2 separate regions of the Homo sapiens genome follow, and region 2 is linked to region 1. A link is an interaction called in ENCODE POLR2A ChIA-PET data of the cell type or tissue named here. Cell type or tissue: PC-3. All regions are shown on one strand.

Region 1 (2,500 bases):
ATGAGGCACTACACCCAGCCCAGGATAATTTATTAAAATACAAAATATAATCACTATCAAAGACAAGAATTGTATGCAAAAAATGCTTCATAAATGCTACTGTCCATGACAGTGTACAAAAACACAGCTCAGTCTGAGACCAACTACTGTAGCATTTAGGACAGACACAACAGATAAGCAAAATTCTCAAGGGAAAACATAGAAGACAACCAGTTCTCCCATAAAGCTCTGAAAAGAAAGTAAAGGCTCTATATTGAAGACTACCCTTGATAACCTCACAGTAATCGGCATGACTAACACATATATTTTGAAATAGTAGCAGTTTAAGATAAAGAGGAAGGGTGGAATGAGAAGATTCCATAATTTCTTGATATTTTTGCATTATTAGAATCGTTTGAACTTTTGACTCTATCCTTGGAGTCAAACAAATCTAGAAGGCTTTGGCTTCTGAATAATAAATCATTTAGCCATAACTTTCAAACTTCATGATTATAATTAACACTTAAGCCTTAATGGATGTTAATGGGTTACTTTTCTTAGGTAGCATGCTATTTTAACAGTGGCTTTTTATATTCAGGGCCTTACAAATTCCAAGGAATGATTCTTACAGTGTAAAGTGCAGCACTATAATAAGGTATAAGAAGGATATTGAGGAAGGAAGGTAAATGGTCTTGTACCCTTAAAATAAATAATTCTACATTGTCACCTACTGTGTCCAATGTATGTAATAAACCTACACTTGCTTTAATGCAGGGGTTACCACATGGTTCCATTTCAGCAGCAATTGCCTTCATCATCTGCTAAGATGGAGAGTAGGAACATGATTTATTTTGAAAAAGGCCCATCAGGAAATAAAGCATAATCCCAGTCCATATGGGCAGAATTCTTAATATCATTTATACTTTTAGGAAAATTCTTTTACCTTGGAAGTTTCTCCTTTGGGCTGAGCTGAAGATTTCTGAAGAGATCTTGGTTGGCTTTGGAGAGCAGGAGAAAAAACACCGGGAGTCCTCCATAGAACCTCATTCCCAGCATTAAGTAAGATCCTGGGATGTTAAGTGTGCAAGGAAAGGCCAGGCTCACGCCTGTAATCCCAGCACTTTGGGAGGCCGAGGCAGGTGGATCACCTGAGGTCAGGAGTTCAAGACCAGCCTGGCCAACGTGGTGAAACGCCATCTCTACTAAAAATACAAAAATTAGTCAGGCATGGTGGCACGTTCCTGGAATCCCAGCTACATGGGAGGCTGACGCAGAAGAATCACTTGAACCTGGGAGGTAGAGGTTGCGGTGATCTGAGATTGCACCACTGCACTCCAGCCTGAGCGACAGAGCAAGACTCTGTCTCAGAAAAAAAAAAAAAAAGAAAAGGAAAATATCTTGGACCCCCAAAATCATCAAGCTAAAGGGAAAAGTCAAGCTGGGAACTGCTAAAGGCAAACCTGCCTCCCATTCTGTTCAAAGTCACCCCTGTGCTCACTGAGATAAACGCATATCTGATGGCCTCCTTTGGAGAGGCTAATCACAAACTTGAAATGCAACCATTTGTCTCTTATCTACGACCTGGAAGCCCACTCCCTGCTTCGATTTGTCCCTCCTTTCCAGACTAAACCAATGTTCATTTTACATATGATGATTGATGTCTCATGTCTCCCTAAAATGTATAAAACCAAGCTGTGCTCTGATCACCTCGGGCACATGTCTTCAGGACCTCCTGAGGCTGCATCATGGGCGTGCATCCTCAACCTTGGCAAATAAACTTTCTAAACTAACTGAGACCTGCCTCAGATTTTCGGGGTTCACATAAGTATGTCCAGGTTGTATGTCTTCCAAAAGAGAATGCATAACTGGGGCCCAAAACTGACACAATGGTAGTATTAAAATTGTCCTAGCTAGGGACATTGACTGTTCCCTGACAGCCAACCACTGCAATCAATTCCTCACTATGTCAATGCAGTGAACCTCTACATTTCTCTCAGCCTTTACTTCTGCATCTGTACAATTGGCGTCATAATAATGCATTTCCACAAGTCTACAGTGAAGATGAAATGAGGCTACAGACACCTGACAAAAGCTCAAGCATTTCACAGCGCTTAAGTAGTGGCAATGCAGAATCAGATCCTTTTCTTTTCCGTGTATATCTTTCAGTAAATGAACAATTGGCCCTAACCCAAAGACAGAACAGCCTTTTAAGAATCATTCACTAACAACTAAAATTCTAACACTTTTTAAGAAAAGGCTATTAACAATCTGATTGTTTAAGCTCTTGATAAATATAACTGGCAGAATTACTAAACATGTTTTGGAGATTTGGGAGAAATTTCAGTGCAGTTGAGTAGGAGGATAGCTAGACACCCAGTGACCCTGGCTGTTGATCTGCAGAAGGACAGATATCAAGTGGTTAATTTGCAGCCTCATCTCTGTCTCTCCTTGTGTTCCAAGCCAAATGGACCTCGTGTGCCCGGGTGGCAGACATCTTTCCCTCATGTCACGTAAATAATAT
Region 2 (2,500 bases), 320 kb after region 1:
CTGTGATGGGAGGAGATGGAGTACTAACCCAGGGGCATGTTAAGTAGAGAACTTACTGGAGATGGGCTTCCAGAGAGGTTATGAAAGATTTGAGGCACCTGGATTGGCAAAGAAGAAGGGAACAATTCTATTCAGAAGAGAGGGTGGCCTAAGCCAAGCTTCCTTTCATACACAGCGTAGGCTTGGGTTGCCCAGTAAGATGGCTAAAGTTGAGAAAGAATGCTCAGATATGAAGTGAGGAAGATTCTAGTTAAGGTTTGTCTATGAATAGCAGTATTTACTGCACATGTATTAAGCCATGCGTGTGTTCTGTTTTTGTGCTTGTAGTAAGTTTATCAAACATTTGGGCTAATTTCCCCGTGTTTTGTAGCATAGCTTTGGTTCTTCTTCACATTTTAGAGACCACCCACTTGAGTCTAATGTGCCGAATTATATCTTTAGCCTTTCCAAACTTAGAAAGCCTTCCCAAGATTGTCATGCCGTTCAAGTGATGGCATTGTTTTTGAATAATCACTGTTGTCCTCAGAAACAAGTTAAAAAAAGGTTTTTGTTTTTCCCCCACCCAGTGCTTTATAATCATGACTGAGGAAAATGGCTTCTCCTTAACTCTCATATCTAAAAAAACAGAATATGGTAGCTTCCAGCATGCAGTGTCAAGTAGGGACCATTGTAATAACAGTGGTGATTTGGGGGCATAGTGGCCATTATAGCTCCTCCTCCTGGCTTACTTCCAAAGAAAAAATAGACTCTGAAGGACTAATTATACAGTTTGACCAGAATAAAAAAGAAAAACACATTAGCGAGCTCTTCACATAGGGTAGAAAGCTACCCTTTCTGTTACAATTCATCACCACCCTTCTGCAGTCCAAATAAAGGGAAACCAGGTCCTTGACCCGAGCCATGCAAGAGGTGTCATGAAGGACATACCTCCCTTAGCCCCCACATGAACAAAAGGCTCTGTCCACTCATCATGACTTACAGGAAGAGAGAGCTGGAGTCACCAGGGCTTAGGGTGAAATCAGCACAACTCAAGAAAGACCTCTAAGTAAGCCTGCAAACCAAGGTCCCTGCCATTTATTTGAAACTACTCATCACATTTTATTACATGCATTATCACCTTATTATGAATATTTCCCTATGTGCCAGCTTACTGATTTTGTCTTTTAGTAAGATTTGCTTAATGTAAAAAGTCTTCCCTAGATGACTATTCATGCTAAACAAACATGAACTATTATAGCAAGAGCTCTTCTGCCAAGAGCTTCTCAAACTATTGAGCTGTAAACATGAATTTATCTGTCATGCTGACTTGATAATATGAATTTTTTTTTTTGGACCACCAAAAGTATTCACAGTATCATTTCAAAAGTAGTGTGGGCTTGTAAAGTTTTTAGTGGAGAGCTCTTGGTTTTGTTTTTTTTTTTTTTTTTTTTTTAAAACAGGATTTGTCTCTGTTTCCAGGCTGGAGAACAGTGGCATGATACCAGCTCACTGCAACCCCCATTTCCTGGGCTAAAGCTATCCTCCCACCTAAGTTTCCCATGCAGCTGGGATTACAGGGATGTGCCACCACACCTGGCTCATTTTTGTATTTTTAGTAGAGACAGAGTTTTGCCATATTGGCTAGGCTGGTCTCGAACTCCTGAGTTCAAACTGTTTGCCCGCCTCAGCCTCCCAAAGGCTGGGATTACAGGCATGAGTCACTGCACCTGGCCGAGAGCTCATTCTTTTTTTTTTTTTTTTTGAGATGGAGTCTCACTCTGTCGCCCAGGCTGGAGTGCAGTGGCACGAATCTCGGCTCACTGCAAGCTCTGCCTCCTGGGTTCACACCATTCTCCTGCCTAAGCCTCTAGTAGCTGGGACTACAGGTGCCTGCCACCACGTCCGGCTAATTTTTTGTATTTTTAGTAGAGACGGGGTTTCACCATGGTCTTGATCTCTTGACCTCGTGATCCTCCCGCCTCGGCCTCCCAAAGTGCTGGGATTACAGGTGTGAGCCACTGTGCCCGGCCAGAGCTCATTCTTTACTTTTATTTTTCAGTATAAATATTTGGCTCCAAAATCTAAAAGGGAAGACTCTTCAAACTGTTCAAGAAAGTTTTCTTAAAAATCTCAGAAATATAGTTCTAACCTATTGTGTTGCTAGATCTTTTATTTATTTATTTATTTTTGGAGACAGAGTCTCATTCTGTCACCCAGGCTGGAGTGCAGTGGCACAATCTCAGCTCACTGCAACCTCCACCTGCCGGGTTCAAGCGATTCTTATGCCTCAGCCTTCTGGAGTAGCTGGGATTACAGGCACCCGCCACCACACCTGGCTAATTTTTTTTTTTTTTTTTTTTTTTTTTTTTTTGTATTTTTAGTAGAGACAGGGTTTCACCATGTTGACCAGGCTGGTCTCAAACTCCTGACCTCAAGTGATCCACCCAGCTTGGCCTCCCAAAGTGCTGGGATTACAGGCGTGAGCCACCGTGCTTGGCACGTTGCCAGATCTTAATAACAG

Evidence for each region. ChIA-PET counts read pairs that join two places held together with the same protein. Peaks named below come from ENCODE experiments on the same cell type or tissue, not always from the same donor. Only the 100,000 strongest peaks of a DNase experiment are listed, where the experiment ranks them.
Region 2: POLR2A ChIA-PET joins it to region 1 with 18 read pairs; 2 of 35 experiments call an interaction of 5 or more read pairs at or near these places.

The regions. Positions count from the first base shown.
Region 1 is chr21:26,221,658-26,224,157 of GRCh38, reverse strand. No RefSeq gene overlaps it. Among named protein-coding and RNA genes, the nearest start is that of APP-DT, 52 kb to the right of the region's middle. In PC-3, no CTCF peak of the experiment used is centred here; no DNase peak of the experiment used is centred here.
Region 2 is chr21:25,900,229-25,902,728 of GRCh38, reverse strand. All of the region lies in intron 15 of APP (amyloid beta precursor protein), which reads left to right. Among named protein-coding and RNA genes, the nearest start is that of GABPA, 170 kb to the right of the region's middle. In PC-3, no CTCF peak of the experiment used is centred here; a DNase peak (open chromatin) is centred at 1,008; H3K27ac peaks cover 1,436 bases.